Linked DNA regions of Homo sapiens: all the other regions are linked to region 3. A link is an interaction called in ENCODE POLR2A ChIA-PET data of the cell type or tissue named here. Cell type or tissue: GM12878. All regions are shown on one strand. Links, peaks and the distances in the headings refer to the core of each region. The heading gives the core; the rest is flanking DNA.

Region 1 (5,807 bases), core at 294-5,293, 980 kb before region 3:
TGTTGTCAAAGACACTTCTGGATATAAGTAAGAAACCATTGAGACTGAGTTGTATGGTTAAACAGCACAGTTTTTAGGGAGAGGCAAAGGCAACTCTGTGTTCAGCTCTTAGTTCTGACACTTATGAACTCAGATTTAAATTCCCTGAGCCTCAGTTTCCCTGTCTGTAAAATCAGGATAAAAATTTCTTGCTCAAGGCCAACAAAAACAAGCAATGGGGTAAAGGACTCCTTATTCATAAATGGTGCTGGGATAGCTGGCTAGCCATATGCAGAAGAATGAAACTGAACCCTTACCTTTCACCATATACAAAAATTAACTCAAGATGGATTAAATCGAAATCTAAGACCTCAAACTGTAAAAATCCTAGAAGAAAACACAGGAAAAACCCCTCTTGACACTAGCCTTGGCAAAGGATTTTTGGCTAAGTCCCCAAAAGCAATTGCAACAAAAACAAAAAATTGACAAGTGGGAACTAATTAAACTAAAGAGCTTCTGCACGGCAAAAGAATCAACAGAGTAAACAGCAACCTACCGAATGGGAGAAAATATTTGCAAACTGTGCATCCAACAAAGGTCTAATATCCAGAATCTATAAGGAACTTAAATCAAGAGGCAAAAAAACAATAACTCCATTAAAAAATGGGCAAAGGGCATGAACAGACACCTCTTAAAAGAAGACATACAAGCAGCCAACAAACAAGAAAAAATGCTTATTATCACTAATCATCAGAGAAATGCAAATCAAAGCCACGACGAGATACTGTCTCACACCAGTCAGAATGCTATTATCAAAAGTCAAAAAATAACAGATGCTGGTGAGGCTATGGAGAAAAGGGAATGCTTATACACCGGTGGGGGAAATGTAACTTAGTTCAGTCATTGTAGAAAGCAGTTTGGAGATTTCTCAACTTAAAACAGAGCTACCATTCAGCCCATAAATCTCATTACTGGGTGTATATCCAAAGGAAACTAGATCATTATACCAAAAAGACATATACACTTGTATGTTTACTGCCACGCTATTCACAGTATCAAAGACATGGAATCAACCTAGGTGCACATCAACAGTGGATTTGATTTTGTTTTAATGTGGTACATATACACCATGGAATACTTTGCAGCCATAAAAAGGAATGAAATCATGTCCTTTATAGCAACATGGGTAACCATGTTGGAAGAGCTGGAAACCATAATTCTAAGTGAATGAATGCAGGAACAGAAAACCAAATGCTGCATGTTCTCACTTATAAGTAGGAGCTATACATCGAGCACTCATGAACATAAACATGGGAACAATAAACACTGTGGACTACTAGAGGGAGGAGCGGGAGGGGGTTAATGAGTCAGAAACTACCTCTTGGGTACTGTGCTCACTACCTGGATGCAAGATACCCATGTAACAAACCTGCACACGTAAACCCTATGTCTAAAGTAAAAGTTGGAAAAGAAAAAATATTTCCTAAATTGTTCTAGAATTAAGCAAGGTAATATTTATAAGACATCCAGCAGAGGGTCTGGCACCCTGGCATATAATAGATGCCTAATGAACATTAGTTTCCTTATTTTTCTTACGAGAGTAAAATATTAAGATGTACATATTCTGTTAGGTCATAGAAAGTTTGAATGGTGGGAAAAGTCAGCTGTTAAAATGCTGTGGGATCTCTTTTTGAGCCTTTTCACCTGTGATCAAAGTTGTCCATCACCCTGGCATTTTTGAGAGCTGTAATTTAAGGAAGAAGGTATCATAGGTTACCTCTGTGGAAATTCTAGAATTTGAATATTATGCCCCTGCTCACTTGTAGACTGGGCTGTCACTATAAAGTTAGGCTGACTTGACTGTATCTGATAATTAGGGGCTGGGAGAGCATGGAAAATTGAAGCCATAGATAATCCCAGTGTCTTGTTTTAGCCAATAATAATTCTTCTCCCACCAAGTCTTTATCAGAACTGCTAACAAGGAGAAAAGTCGACTGGTTTGAGTTTCCTCACCTTTTATTCTCCCCTGGGTATCTTCAGTAGAGGTGCTAATGAACAGTGAAATGGCCAAAAGGTGAGCAGCTCCAGGGAGGAGAAGAAGGAGGCTCAGATAATCCACAAACTGTAATCGCTTTGAATAATTGAGTTAACTCCAGTAAAATGTAGAGATACATTCACCTGCTAGGCATTGTTGGAAGCTAAATTAACACACTGGAAGCAAAGCTTTCTTTTAAGTTTCATTTTTAATCTAATGGTGGACATTTTGGGGCACTGCAGCCTATTAAATCTGCTAACTGATGTTCAGACGTTATGAAGGAGTTAAACTATTCTAAGAATATTCAAGGCCTGTTGTTCTCTCCTAGGCTTTCTACGTCAAAGAGTAAAGTCAGAAAAGCCAAACTGATTTCTCCTAAAATGAAGAGAATTGAAGTTACTCTCCCAAACCCCAGTTGTAGGCCAGGCCCTAAACTGAGAGAAATGGACAACCCAAATATTTTGACCTTTGCCCATTGCCAGGTGAGGCCAGATCCGGGGAGGAAGTGATGTTTTCTTATCTGCCTTAACTTAGCCACTACGTGGAGAAGCACTGTAATGTAATTAATGCAGAGGTGCTCAAATTCTGGTGTTCCTCAGAATCACCTCAGGGGCTTTTAGAAACAGTTGCTGGGCCGTTCTCTCAGAGTTTCTGATTTGGTAGGACTGGGGTGGGACAAAGAATTTGCAAATCTGAGAAGTTCCCGGTTCCAGGGACCGCACTTTAATAACCACAGGTGAAACCAATGAGAAGCTGAGCTCCGAAGTCAGACTACCTGGGCTTGAATCTCAGATCTCTCACTTGGTAGTTGTGTGACTGGGTAGTTGATAGTTTACAGAATCTCTTTGTACCCTCGTTTTCTCATTTGTAAAATGGGAATCCTAATATCTCATAGGATTGTGAGTATTAAATGAATTAATATGTGATAAGCCCTTAGAACATTCCCTGCTCTATGGCAAGTGTGCATTGTAGGTTAGTATGACACGGTTATAGGCTCTCTGTAACAATGAATATAGTGACTGATATTTTTTGAGCACTTACTATAGGCCAGAGATTGACTCAGTACTTTGCAAGGATTATCACATTTAATACCCACAACGCACTCTCCCTCCTTTCCCATGTCCTGCTTGCCTTCTTTCTTCCACTTTCAGTTATTCCTTTTTCCCTTCCATTCTTTCTTGCTCTTCAAAAGCCATATTGTGACAAAATTAATCCATTCTAAATGAAAAAGAAAATGTACCTTAGTTATAAAGTATGACCTTTGTGAGTTTTTTCAGGACTGTTCACCTGTTCTTTGCCTTTTATTCCAGCGTGGTACCCGGCACATAGTAGGAGTTTGGTGAACATTAATTACTTGAATCTCGTTATCCTTAAAAATCAAACAGGGTTTATCTATCAGGGTTCCCTTCTCTTCCTTTGTCCTATCCTGGCCTCTCCTTGACCAACACATTGGTAAATTTGGCCTCTGCTCTTTCTTTTCCCCAACTGCAGGGGCCCACATGTCAAGACAAGGTGGCATCACCAACCATTGAGAAAGCTTTTATTTCACTAGCTTCTACCTGGACCACCCATCAAAAATCTTTAAAACGAGTATTCCTTGGGACAAGGCCAGGTGTCATTGAGAGTCCCCAGGAAGAGCATAGGAGTCCTGGTCTGGGAGGGCCGGACCTACACTCTCGGGGGTGCCCAGAGGAAGAACAGGGCCTTTAAAGTCACCCTATGTTCTCTGACCCGTGCAGTGGTGGCATACTCCCTCCCCCACCCCTGACCTGAGGGTGCTGTGTGTCAGCTCTCCTAACTCTTGGTCTCATTAGGGAAGCTGGTTGTCAAGTACTGCCCAGTTACAGTTGGTTTAAACTCTCAACTAAGGGATCGTAAGCAGGTCAGCTGCCTGAGTCTCCAGTTACTCTTGCAGCTCAGGTTTCCCCTTGACAGGTCCTGATAGGGGCTACTTTTGCACCATTGATGTGGCCAGGGCTTACAGCAAGGTTTAAGGTTTCCATGCGCAGCCTTCTTGGCAGGCAGCTCCCAGAGAAAGGAGTATGGTTTGGGAGAAAGCTGCAAGGCCTGTTCGTGGATCCTTAGTATTTTGAGCCGATCACGTGGAGTGGGCCTGTGCCCATCAGTACCAGGAGACTTTATACTTAGGGGAGAATCTGTATGCGGTGTGATTTTCAAGGGTCTATTTCCTCATTGTTTCTCTTTGCTTGCCCTATGGCTGAGTATTAAATGAACATTGAAAGTCTACTATATGCCGGTTACTCTGCTAGATACTAGCAGAGATGGAGGGTAGGATACAAAGACAAGTAAGGCCTAGTCTTCAGGAAGCCTTTATTTGTGCTCTGTGTATCAGAAGAGGGTTGAGTTGGTGACAAGAATAAAGAGTTGAGGGGAGTGAGGGGCTGAAAAATAATAAGCCTTAGAGAACTAGGAATAAAGTGTTAACTTGGGAAAATTGTTGAAACAGTTCCTTAAGATATTTGTAGTAGATATGTCTCTAGATAAGAGGCTTGTCTGGCTGTGAGGTCCTTGCACGAGACCCTTGCAGGTTTCCCAAATCTATTTGGACTGGGTGTCCTGTATTAACATGAAATCGTAGGCAGACACTGAATAAATCGCAACAGAGTTTCGGTTGTGGCTGCTCCAGTGTCTTGGAGTGGTTGCTCCAGACACATAGGTCTTATCCTCCTGCCCTGAGGTTCTCCAAATTTGCATTTGGGAAGTGTATAGTTTTATGACTGTTTCTTTTATCGTGAACTTACGGCCACCCCACTTCCCTGCCCACTTCCCCATCAGCTTCACCTTGGGTCGCGGCACATCTGTTCTCCAGAACATGTTCCCTGCCAGGAATCTGCAGGGAGCTCTTAAGACTTATCTTTCTTTTTAGCTGTTTTTTTTTTTTTTCCACTCAACTTCTAGGCTAGTGCTGAGTACTTATATGTCATGCTGTGAATATGTGTGTGAATGGATTGGTCAGAATTCCAAATTTTAGTTGTAAGAAAATTCTTTTGTGCAGCGTGCATGGCTCAAAATGAGAGAAAAGACACTGACGAGGACTTGGCAGCCCCGAGCTTTTCCTTGGGATGTTATTTGCTTTAATAAATTTTGACCTATTTTGTAACAGACCAGGTTGGAGTTCCCTTTTTAACCTGCTGTTTCAACAAAGTTAAGTGCATTGAAGGTCTATCTCAAAGGCAATATATATTTTAAAAATTTCAGAATCCTATTCTGAGGCTGAATTATGGCTTTTTCTTTTCCCATAGGATTTACATGTACACTCATCTGTATTACTTCAGATGTTGCTGCTGTAGTTTGGATGTTTCTCTCCCCAAACCTCATGTTGAGACCTGATCTCCAGTGTTGGAGGTGGGGCCTAATGCAAGGTGTGTGGGTCATGGAAGTGGATCCCTCTTGAGTAGATTGCTGCCCTCCCTGTGGTGGGGTGAGTGAGTTCTCGCTCTGTTAGTTCTCACAGAAGCAGATTGCTAAAAAGAGCCTGGTACCTCCCCCTGCCTCTCTCTTGCTTCCTCTCTTGCCACGTGATCTCTGCACACGCCGGCTCGCCTCACTTTCCGCCACGAGTGGAAGCAGCCTGAGGTCCTCACCAGAAGCAGATGCTAGGGCCATGCTTCCTGTAGCGCCTGTAGAACTGTAAGCCAAATGAACCTCTTTTCTTTATGAATTCCCCAGCCTCAGATATTCCTTCCTAGCAGTACAACATGACTAAGACAGTTAACTTCCCATCTGACTCCCTCCAGTTGCTTCAAGGGTAGGCAAGAATTGTATATTAGCT
Region 2 (5,807 bases), core at 264-5,263, 96 kb after region 3:
CGCTGCCCCTAATATACCTAAGATTCTCTTGGTAAGAAAGAAAAGGAGGGTGATCATTAAGTAGGGGGTCCAGCAATTTAAACAAAAAGCCTATTGTGGTTGCGGCAGCCAGTTGGGGACGACTACTCTGGAGACGACCTCACTATCTCAGTGCCAGCTGCACCTTGGAAACATTCCTGGGTCTGGAGGCTGCACTGTTAATAACTGTACAACCAAAAAAGGCTGTGTTGGCAGGCCCCTGACTGTTTGCAGAGGCCAGCCGCAAGCTGGGATCCTATCTTTGCTGAAGCATATGGTATTCCTGTAGTAACAAGTGTCCTTTTAGTTAATTGCAATAAATCTCTTGTTGAGTTGACAGGAGGTTGGGATGTTACTTTTTGCTCCTGGCAAACTCATAAGAGGGAAAGTAAACCCTGCTGTGGTCTGGAATAGGACAAAGAGTGAGCCCTTAGATCTGAAAACAATCTCTTAGCAACCAGAGAGCTGTTAGGAGAGGGGAAATCGTGCTGATGAAGCGAGACCCATCGTCCAGGAATGCACATTAGGGGTCCTCAGCACCCCCAAACCTGACTAGCATTAGCACCGGGTTGTGGAGAGAAGGCCCTCTAATGTGGTCTTTGCCTGCACGCATAGAGATTATCTATATGAAGCTACATCTGCAGAAAATGATGTTTAATCCAATTTTGTATTTACACTAAAACCCCAGAGGTGGGAGGACAGGCAGGCCTGTGACCTGATTCCCCCTGAGCTTTAGCCATGGGTCACGGCCAAGGCATCTGCCTCCCTTACACACAGGAGCAGCCAGATCCTGGCCTCCTCCAGCATTTGTGTGAATACGGTTGCCAAATTCACCAAAATAATTATAACTGGGAGAAGCTACACAAAAAGGGTAGGGGTGATGTCTAAAGTCTTTCTTTTAGGCGAAACTTCTTTTTCTACGCTCCCCGGTTGATAAGCAGACATTTCTTTCTGCCCTCACTTTTTATTAAAACTGCACTCTCAAAATATCATTTAAAAACAATATTTTTTTCAGTGCTTAAATAAAATGACATTTCAATAATATTGAACATACATGTGGGATATTTAACAATAACAATAGCTAACATTTATTGAGAACTCACTAGATACTCTTCTAAGTACGATTTGACCTGTATCATTTCATTTACCTTACAAAAATCTTATGGTGTGCACACTATAATTACCCTATATTATTAGATAAAGTAAGGAATTTGAGAGGTTGCATTGCCAGCATGAGGTGCCCCAGAATTTGAATTCTGGCAGCCTGACTCCAGAGTTATGCTCTTAGCTATTCTTTTCCTTTTTTTTTTTTGGAGTCTTGCTCTGTCACCCAGGCTGGAGTCCAGTGGCATGATCTCAGCTCACTGCAACCTCCGCTTCCTGGGTTCAAGCGATTCTCCTGCTTCAGCCTCCTGAGTAGCTGGGATTACAGGCGCCCACCACCATGCCCAGCTAATTTTTGTGTGTGTGTGTATTTTTAGTAGAGATGGGGTTTCACCATGTTGGCCAGGCTAGTCTTGAACTCCTGACCTCAAGTGATCCACACACCTTGGCCTCCCAAAGTGCTGGGATTACAGGCATGAGCCGCTGTGCCCATCCAATGCTCTTGGCTTTTCTGATTTTTTTTTTTTAGACGGAGTTTTGCTCTTTTCGCCCAGGCTGGAGTACAGTGGCATGACCTCAGCTCACTGCAACCTGTGCCTCTCGGGTTCAGGCGATTCTCCCACCTCAGCATCCTGAGTAGCTGGGATTACAGGCGCCCACCACCATGCCTGGCTAATTTTTGTATTTTTGGTAGAGACAGGGTTTTGCCATGTTGGCCAGGGTGGTTTTGAACTCCTGGCCTCAGGTGATCTGCCCATCTCAGCCTCCCAAAGTTCTGGGATTACAGGTGTGAGCCACTGCGCCTAGCCAATCCTAGCACCTTGGGAGGCCGAGGCAGGTGGGTTGCTTGAGTCCAGGAGTTAGAGACCAGCCTGAGCAACATGGTGAGACCTCATCTGTACAAATAATTTTTAAATGAGCTGAGTGTGGTGTTGCACACCTATAGTCCCAGCTTCTCAGGAGGTTGAGGTGGGAGGATCACTTAAGCCCAGGAGGTCGAGGTTGCAGTGAACCGTGATTGGGCCACTGCACTCCAGCCAGCCTGGGGAACAGAGCAAGAACCTGTCTCAAAAAAAATAAAAACATCTCCTGGCAGTAACAGTCTCATCTAGGATGAGTAATCTTATGCCAGTAGGCTAGTCAATAAGAAAAAAATAAAATATAGCTTTGCAAGTCACTAGTATTTATAATAAACAGTGTGGGTGTGATTTGAAAGTTATAAAACTTTTGCTCTGATCATAAAAACCTATGTATGGGTTTTTATGGTGGCTGGGCACAGTGGCTCACACCTGTAATCCCAGCACTTTGGGAGGCTGAGGTGGGAGGATCAACTGAGGTCAGGAGTTCAAGACTAGCCTGGCCAACATGGTGAAACCCCGTCTCTACTAAAAATACAAAAATTAGCTGGGCATGGTGGCAGGCACCTGTAATCTCAGCTACTCGGGAGACTGAGGCAGGAGAATCGCTTGAACTCAGAAGACAGAGGTTGCAGTGAGCTGAGATCACGCCACTGCACTCCAGCCTAGGCGACAGAGCAAAACTCTGTCTCAAACAAAACAAAACAAAGCCTATTTACAGAATAATATTTTGTGATGCTCCCCCAAATCTCCCAAACATGGCAAAATTCTGGTGAACAAAACACCTGAAGAGGAAGGACATGATTTATAAGAACTTTTTGCTAACTGTAGATGCGCTGGAACTGAAGTTATCAGTAGAGATGACACAGACATGAATGAAGGAATTACTGGTCGAACAGGCCTATCTAGATCTGATTTTAAAACCTCAAAAAATGAAACTTCTTGGGGTCATTCCATTGAAACTACTACTGACCCTGCTTGTCAAATTTCTTCCTGTTGGGGTGTGTACTCAATTGCAGTCTAGTAGCTTATGGACTAAAAGTGTTGGAGGTATGTGGGTGAGTAGATAGGTATGAATAGGAATAAGATGTTGGGTATCATAAACTATTCAAAATCATAATGCTTTGTGGTTGATTTGAATTTAACATTGTCCCCTGAGGTTTTGCATAGCAAACACAGTTATTTAATTTTAATTCTTTCTAACTTCTCTGTAGCATTTGACTTTGCTGAATACCCAATTCTTTTTCTTTTCTTTTTTTTTTTTTTTTTGAGACGGAGTCTCGCTCTGTCACCAGACTGGAGTGCAGTGGTGCGATCTCGGCTCACTGCAACCCCCACTTCCCGGGTTCAAGTGATTCTCCTGCCTCAGCCTCCCAAGTAGCCGGGACTACAGGCTCGTGCCACCACGCCCGGCTAATTTTGTATTTTTGGTAGAGACGGGGTTTCACCGTGTTGTTCAGGATGGTCTCGATCTCTTGACCTTGTGATCCACCTGCCCCGGCCTCCCAAAGTGCTGGGATTACAGGCGTGAGCCACTGCGCCTAGCCAAATACCCAATTCTTAAAGCACCCTTTTTCTTGAATTCTGTGACACCAGCCTTTCTTATTTAGTTTCCTTGACAGCTTTTTTTTCTCCTCCAGTCTTAAGGTTCAAGTTTCCCTGAGCCTCAGACCCAGGCTGCCATTCCCCTGACCTTGTCACACAGCCCTTCACTGAGCATGTTCGTTTCCAGGGTCTCACCCGTCCTGGACTGGATGTTGGTATGGATGAAACCAGCTCCACGGCCGGGCGCGGTGGCTCACGCCTGTAATCCCAGCACTTTGGGAGGCCGAGGCGGGTGGATCACGAGGTCAGGAGATCGAGACCATCCTGGCTAACGGTGAAACCCTGTCTCTACTAAAAATACAAAAAATTAGCCGGGCGTGGTGGCGGGTGTCTGTAGTCCCAGCTACTCAGGAGTCTGAGGCAGGAGAATGGTGTGAACCTGGGAGACGGAGCTGGCAGTGAGCCGAGATCGCACCACTGCACTTTAGCCTGGGTGACAGAGCAAGACTCTGTCTCAAAAAAAAAAAAAAAAAAGAAACCAGCTCTAAAGGATTCTTTGGGGTCAAGTTGAATTTGGTGGGTATTATGTCAAATGAAAACAAATGAAATCATTGTCTGAATGAAAAAGGTTGCAGGAAGAGTGCACCAAAACAAAAGCCCTATCTGCGTTCCTACTATGCCATTCCTCTCATTGAAGTTCTATACCTGACTCCAGCCAGATGCAGTCTTGCTCTAATCTGAATGTCTAAGAGCAATCTGTGTGTCTCTTATGCAGACGTATCACTTGATACATTTTATTAAATATATATGTGCCTACCCCAAGGCTCTTAAGGACAGAAACCACATCACAGATATTGTTAAATCTCCCAGTGTCTCTTCAGCTCCCGCCACAGGAGATGCCCAGTAGCATTTATTGACTGAACAAGCACAGTTTATCCTCATGGATATGCTGGCATTCCTTCTCAGAACATCTGAAGCTAAATTTATCTGTAAAACTGGCCCAGTTTCACAACTCTTCTACTTCTACCAAAGGCAACATCAGTCTACCAGTGGCCTACCCGGAAATATCATCATCTCCAAATCTTCCCCTTTCTTACTTCTCTGATATACTTTTCTTTTCTTTTCTTTTCTTTTTTTTTTTTTTGAGACAGGGTCTCCCTCTCTCACGTGGGCTGGAGTTCAGTGGTGCGACCATGGCTCACTATAGTCTCAACCTCCCACTGTGATCCTCCCACCTCAGCCTCCAGAGTAACTGGGACCATAAGTGCTCACCACCATGCCCGGCTAATTTTTGTATTTTTAGTAGAGACGGGGTTTTGCCATGTTGCCCAGGCTGGTCTCGATCTCCTGAACTCAAGCAATTCGACTGCCTTGGCCTCCCAAAGTGCTGGGATTATAGGCATGAACTAACACTCCTGGCCACTCTAATATATTTTTGCCAAAGTATTTCCTTCCCATTAAATGTCTCTGCCATCCATTTTGATCCAACCCACTGCTATCACAACCATCTAGGCTTTACCTCCTAATACCTGCAATGACCTTCAAGCTGTTTCTTCCTGATTCCAACTTCTTTCTGCTCAGATTCACACCATACTTCAATCCTTGATTCATTTACATAACTCCCAGATTTCTTTATATTCCAATCAAATGGAACATGACCTTATCTAAACCTTGACTCTGAATTTGAGTACACAGCCCAGAGAACTGCTGAGTTCCTGTGGTTTTGGCTGTGACGGATAATACCATGAAGGGCTAACAGGAACTCAATTCTGTGGTTATTTATTCATTCATTTATTTTTATTTATATTTATTATATTTATATTACTTATTTTTATAGTATTATTATATTTATTTATTTATTATTTTTATTATTTATTTTTGAGATGGAGTCTCGTTCTCCCAGGCTGGAGTTCAGTGGCATGATCTCAGCTCACTGTAACCTTTGCCTCCCGAGTTCAAGCAATTTTCCTACCTCAGCCTCCTGAGTAACTGGGATTATAGGCACTTGCCACGATGCCCAGCTAATTTTTGTAATTTTAGTAGAGACAGAGTTTCACCATGTTGGCCAGGCTGGTCTTGAGCACCTGACCTCAGGTGATCCACCTGCCTTGGCCTCCCAAAGTGCTGGGATTACAGTCGTGAGCTACTGCACCTGGTCTAATTCTGTGGTTTTTAATGAGAAAACGATGTTGTAGTCTAGTGACTTTCAAAACAGGCTGAGTCAGGAAGAAAAGGTCCCAGGGTGGTGGTGCAGGGAAGCCTCGAGAGGGGAGGAATGGGGAA
Region 3 (5,807 bases), core at 521-5,520:
CAACTTCTTTCTAGTCTGGCCTCCCAGGTAGGCTACAGAGCTACTGCCTTCATTTATCTCTCAAATCTTCCCATCTTCTCCTTCCCACTGTATTACCTTAGCTCACACTCACATCCTCTTGGTCACCAGCCAAAAAATAAATAAAACTCCTTTGTCCCTTCAGATTTCTCTCTTATTCTACAACCTCATTAATCGGCTCTCCCGCTCCCACTCCTTTACTACTTCAGTCGCTGAAACCTCCCCTCACAGAGTTCACGGCCAATATAAAAACGGAAAGAAGGGATGACCATACGAGCTTGTGGACTTTTGCCTGCAAAATCTCATAGAATGTGGTGTTGTGTACGTGAATCCATCAGATCAACGCGACGGACACTCCCCAAGGGCCAAATCGGACCGCCTCTCACTAGGCGGAAAGTTTTGAAACTTTTGCGCGCTAAAAATGATGAGCCAGACGCATGCGCAAACGTGCACTCCCGGGGTGGCGCTTCTCCTCAGGCAGATCTCGCGTGGTTTGGTGATGGCCGGCTAGTATGAAGGTTTTCCGTGGCGTTGAGATCCCACCCGCCCTTTTTTTTTTTTTTTTTTTTTTTTTTTTTTTTTTTTGCTGCCCCAGTGGATTAGGATTAGTGCTGCAGTCAAATGAAAAAGATCAAGACAAAAAATTAGGCTAATATAACTAGCCGACAGGCTAGCGGCATTTCTCTGGGGCCGAGGAATTCCACGAAGAAGATCTCTGCGAGGCCCAGAAGGCCGCACAACTACTTCTTCAGAAACAAAATTTTTTAAAAAAGTAAAAATAGAGGAAGTCAGCCAGTTTATCACCTTGGAACCAGCGTTTTGTTTGGCTTTTCCGCTTTTCACTCTACGAAAAAGCCCATTGGCGGCTACCCAGGTTACCGTCCTGTTGCCATTGCGCCTGCGCGGCGGTTTGTTTACCAGTCCAGGCGAAGCGCTGTGTCGCGGTTCTCGCCGCCCCGAGCGCCTTGGTTTGCTCCCTTGACGTGTAATTCGTAATGAAAGTCATGTTTTCATTTGGGAACACGGATCGGAGGTTTAAAACTGGACAGTTTAAGTGTCAACTTCAGACCAAAGAAAATAATGGTAGGGAAAACACTGGACACTCAGAAATCGGTGCCGCGTCAGAGCTGTCACGGAAGATGTTTCTAATGAACCTGAGGAAAACAATAGCACCACCCTAACCAGAACTAAAAAGTGGCAAGCAGCCACAGTTAATGAAACTCATAGGTGGCATTTAGTTACTTATTTAGAATGTAGGCCTAGTTATGGTAAAAATGCAAATAAGACCAAACCTAAGGTCCTCTTGCTCGAGCAAACCTCAAGCAAAACCTACATGATTTAAGACTGACTCTTGAAGCGAAGTAAAAAAAAAAAAAAAAAAAAAAAAGCAGCCATGCAAAATTTGAAACTTGGAGACGACTCTAGAAGCATTAACCCAAGAAAGCACAAGCCAACAAACAAATTTTTGAAATGGTTTGAAGAGCTCTTCAAAGTCAGTTTCAGGTGGCTTAGAAGAGGATGTTGCTTATAAAATGAGATCTGATGGAAACTTGTTTTACAGATATGACTGGATTCGTTTGAAAACAAAAAAAAAGGCAGGCAAAGTGACTTTTTAAAAAGTATTTTTATGGAAGGATTTCTAATGATACATTTTAATGTGCTCAAAAAACAACCTTAAATAACTGGTAGATTCAGCCAAACCTGGATCATTGTTATCTTAGAGCTGGATAAGAGCATAAATGTTAACAATTTGGCAATTTTATTGGACTCTGTTATGTTTTTGAATGGTGAATTTGAAGACTTCAACTTGTAACAAGAAATTTTCTAAAAGGAAAGTGGGATTTTCAAGACATATGAAATTAAGCAGAGAATATGTATGGACATGTGAACAGATGGAACCAAATTTTGAAAGCTTTGCATGTGTCCAGCATCGGTCACAGAAAATCCTTTTATCTCAAGAAACTAGCCTCTGGATTTTCTCACGTTCAATATGATAAAACTCAGTAAATCCAGCAGCTTGAATACCTTTTAACACAAATTTGTACCAAAATGAGAAGTAACTTTAAAATTCCGCTCCATTATCTAGAGGTACTCTGACTTGGTTAAGGTAAGGTGAAAATCGGTTTTCCAAGCCAGTATTGAACTGGCATTTTCATCATGAAGAAAAAAAAAATGCAGATAAAGTGAATGGGTATCTTGTTCACTTTAATGATTAAGACTAACTCAGAAAGCTGGCTTACTTTGTCAAGGCAAACAACCAGTATTAAACAAACTGAATACTCTCATTGCACATAATGAGAAGGCTTGAATGAAAATTAAGTATGGGAGTGGAAGAGCTGATAAAGAACAGTGACTTCTTTGAGACTCCTAGTTCATTTACATGTGATGAAAATTATAGTGTAAGAATAGTAAGTTGTCAAATAAAACATTTTTCTTCACTGAAAAAAAATCTTTGGTGAGTAACAGAAACTGACTGATGGATTGGTAATTTAGTCTGCCCCGTGACTCAGAAAATATACTTACCAAAATTTCCACTGTCAGTAGCTGAAAAAGTTAATCATGCCATTTCTTTAGCCAGTATTCTGGGCATACTCCCCTGTGATTACTCTGATACTGTAAAGTAATGAAAAACCTGATGCCATCTGTATCCACATATTTATGTGAATCTGAGTTCTCGAATTATTGTGACCCCAGGACAAATGAAAGAAATTGCCAAATAATGAATCTGATATGCATCCCCAATTACTCAAACTTGGTTAAAGCAACACAATTTAACCTTATTAACTGAATGATAGGACATTTTTTTCATGATCGATAACTTAAAGCATTTTTTTTTTCTCAAGACGGTCTTGCTCTGTCACCCAGTCTAGAGTGCCATGGCTTGATCTCGGCTCACTGTGACCTCCACCTCCCGGGTTCAAGCGATTCTCTTGCCTCAGCCTCCCGAGTAGCTGGGATTACAGGTGCGTGCCACCACGCCCGGCTAATTTTTTGTATTTTTAGTACAGACGGGGTTTCACCATGTTGGCCAGGCTAGTCTCAAATTCCTGACCTCGTGATCCGCCAGCTTTGGCCTCCCAAAGTGCTGGGATTACAGGCATGAGCCACTGTGCCCAGCCCATTTTATATAGCATTCTACAGTCACTCCTAACTAATACATAGGGAACAGTTTGGGAGATAGGGAATAGGGAAGATGAAAAATTTGGTTTATCACAGTCAGTATGAGCATTGAAATTAGCTTAATCTCCAGGGAAAAGAAAGAATGAATTTGGCCAGGCACAGTGGCTCACGCCTGTAATCTCAGCACTTTGGGAGGTTGCAGTGGGTGGATCATGAGGTCAGGAGTTTGAGACCAGCCTGGCCAACATGGTGAAACCCTGTCTCTACTAAAAATACAAAAAATTAGCCGGGCGTGGTGGTGCACACCTGTAATCCCAGCTACTCGGGAGGCTGAGGCAGGAGAATCACTTGAACCTGGGAGGTGGAGGTTGCAGTGAGCCGAGATCGTGCCACAGCACTCCAGCCTGGGCAACAGAGCAAGACTCTGTCTCAAGAAAAAAAAATTGAAAACATACATATTAGGGCCAAATTGCAGGGTTTGTGTATGAATCCCTAATAAGCCAAATAAATTTTGCTTACTTTTAGCTCTGCACTCAGGTCTTAAGTATTGGGGGTAATTCAGTACTCTTGTCATACCTAAAGAAAGGATGTTTCTGCTGGCACAGGCCCATGCCTATAGTCCCAGCTACCCAGGAGGCTGAGGCAGGAATATCCCTTGAGCCCAAGAGTTCAAGTCCAGCCTGGACAATATAGCAAGATCCCATCACTAAAACAGTGTTTCAATCAGAGGGAAGAGAATCTTCAGCACGAGAGGGGAAAAGGGAGAAAGAAGGGCAAATTTGGTTTGTGACTGGTCAAATAATGCCCACTGAGGACAGGAAGCAGATGCACTCTACTTCCTGCTAGGGAACTCTGCCCTTGCCTCCATCTACTGGCATGTTTGCATGGCTGACTTCATTCCATTTACATCTCTGATAAGGAGAGATACCTTTATGGTCTGTTATCTTCAATGTATTAAAGAGTCTATTATCATAGTCACAAGATAGCTGCCGCAGTTCCAAACATCATGTTCTCATATGAAATGTTTCAAATAGAAAAGAGAGTATGAGCCAAAAAAAGCTTTCTTTCTTTTTTTTTTTTTTTGTAAAGATGGGGTCTCCTCATGTTGCTCCTGCTGGTCTTGAACACCTGGCCTCAAGCGATCCTCCCACATCGGCTTTCCAAAGTGCTGAGATTACAGGTATGAGCCACTGCACCTGGCCAAAAGCTTTCTCCTTGAGGCCTCTCTCTTCTTTTTTCTCTCTCTTTCTTTCTCTCTCTCTCTGTCCCTTTATTTTTTATTTTTTATTTTTTTTGAGACAGAGTCTCACTCTGTTGCCCAGGTTGGAGTGCAATGGCATGATTATGGCTCAATGCAGCCTTGACTTCTTGGGCCCAAGTGATTCTTCCACCTCAGCCTCCCAAGAAGCTGGAATCACAGGCATGCACCACCACACCTGGCTATTTGTTGTTGTTGTTGTTTTGTTAGACTCTCTCATAAGGGCAAAAAATGTTTCCCATATGATGTTGCAGACTTCCCTTTATTTCTTACTGCCCAGAACTATGTCATATGACTACCTTTAGCTTCAAGGGAGGCTTAGGGAAGTATGTACAGAGAAAACAAGCATGTTTTTTTAATGGTGCACTAAAAATAACAGGACTTGTGGGAAATATAGGGTTAGAAGCAGGTCACTCAAAACCTTTGCAACTTTGTTAGTTGAGGGCTATAAAAATTACTATGCTAATAAAAAATACACAATTAAATTCCCTCTGACACTTGTACTCAATATCACAGTCATCCTTTAGGGCCATGCTGTCCAATACAGTAGTAACTAGCCATCTGTGTTTATTGAACACTTAGATGTGATAGTCCAAATTGAGAAGGGCTGTTAAGTATAAAATATACACATAAGATTTTAAGAATTTAGTATAAAAAATAATGTAAAAATCTCAATAAATTTTATATTGATTACATGTTGAAATGTCACTTCAACATTTCTTTTTACTTTTACTTTTTAAAAATGTGGCTCCCAGAAAACCTAAATTGTCGAATGTTTCTGTTGGACAGTGCTGCTTTAGTTTCTTGAATCCTGGGGCACATGATTCTTCCTTGGATGTATATGCCCTTGAGGGTATTAATTCCAATTAAGAGCAGTTTCATCAAAATTAAAAATCCGATCGAGGATTTTGTCTTTTTTATCAATCAGTTTTCCCCCAATGGGGTAAAATGGTTTTGCACCTTCATTTACACTTTGCAGTTTACCACAGAACTTAATGTTGTAAAAAACTCTTGAAGCCACCAAACAAGCCTCTGTTTGCACCAAAGGAAGGCATTCTTGCAGAATTTTCTGCTTTTTTTCTTAACATCTTTATATGTTGCTAAGGTTTTCTCTTTAATTGTGAGAAGCTTGTCCCTGCTTGCCCCAAAATGTTAGTGTGCTGGGAAAAATAATGAATGAAGCAATGTAATTTCTGAATTATATTAACATTATCTCCCCATTTGTTGCTTGCCCATTAGCTAATAATGACTATATCTGGCATATAAAGCTTTTATTGTGGGAGATAGGACTGCCAGTAGACAAAAGGGAGAGAAAATCCTAATCCTATAATTTCAAAGAGTTGGTACCCAATTATGGGATATTTTGGACAGTGTCCTTTCTATTCACCAAGTTAACATTTAGTTAATCGCC

What was found. Peaks named below come from ENCODE experiments on the same cell type or tissue, not always from the same donor. Only the 100,000 strongest peaks of a DNase experiment are listed, where the experiment ranks them.
Region 1: POLR2A ChIA-PET joins it to region 3 with 6 read pairs; 2 of 35 experiments call an interaction of 5 or more read pairs at or near these places.
Region 2: POLR2A ChIA-PET joins it to region 3 with 7 read pairs; 10 of 35 experiments call an interaction of 5 or more read pairs at or near these places.

What each region holds. Positions count from the first base shown.
Region 1 is chr12:11,720,258-11,726,064 of GRCh38, forward strand. All of the region lies in intron 1 of ETV6 (ETS variant transcription factor 6), which reads left to right. LOC124902879 (a long non-coding RNA gene) reads left to right here. Exons shown (of 2, transcript XR_007063212.1): 2 at 1-2,176. Among named protein-coding and RNA genes, the nearest start is that of ETV6, 73 kb to the left of the region's middle. RefSeq lists enhancers at 1-102, 3,998-4,217, 5,289-5,488, 5,689-5,748. In GM12878, for the core only: no CTCF peak of the experiment used is centred there; no DNase peak of the experiment used is centred there; H3K4me3 peaks cover 1,428 bases; H3K27ac peaks cover 4,107 bases.
Region 2 is chr12:12,791,898-12,797,704 of GRCh38, forward strand. No RefSeq gene overlaps it. Among named protein-coding and RNA genes, the nearest start is that of APOLD1, 9.1 kb to the left of the region's middle. In GM12878, for the core only: no CTCF peak of the experiment used is centred there; no DNase peak of the experiment used is centred there.
Region 3 is chr12:12,695,773-12,701,579 of GRCh38, forward strand. It overlaps GPR19 (G protein-coupled receptor 19), which reads right to left and starts at 411. Exons shown (of 4, transcript NM_006143.3): 1 at 293-411. RefSeq lists enhancers at 159-318, 499-578. In GM12878, for the core only: no CTCF peak of the experiment used is centred there; a DNase peak (open chromatin) is centred at 1,139; H3K4me3 peaks cover 2,181 bases; H3K27ac peaks cover 2,285 bases.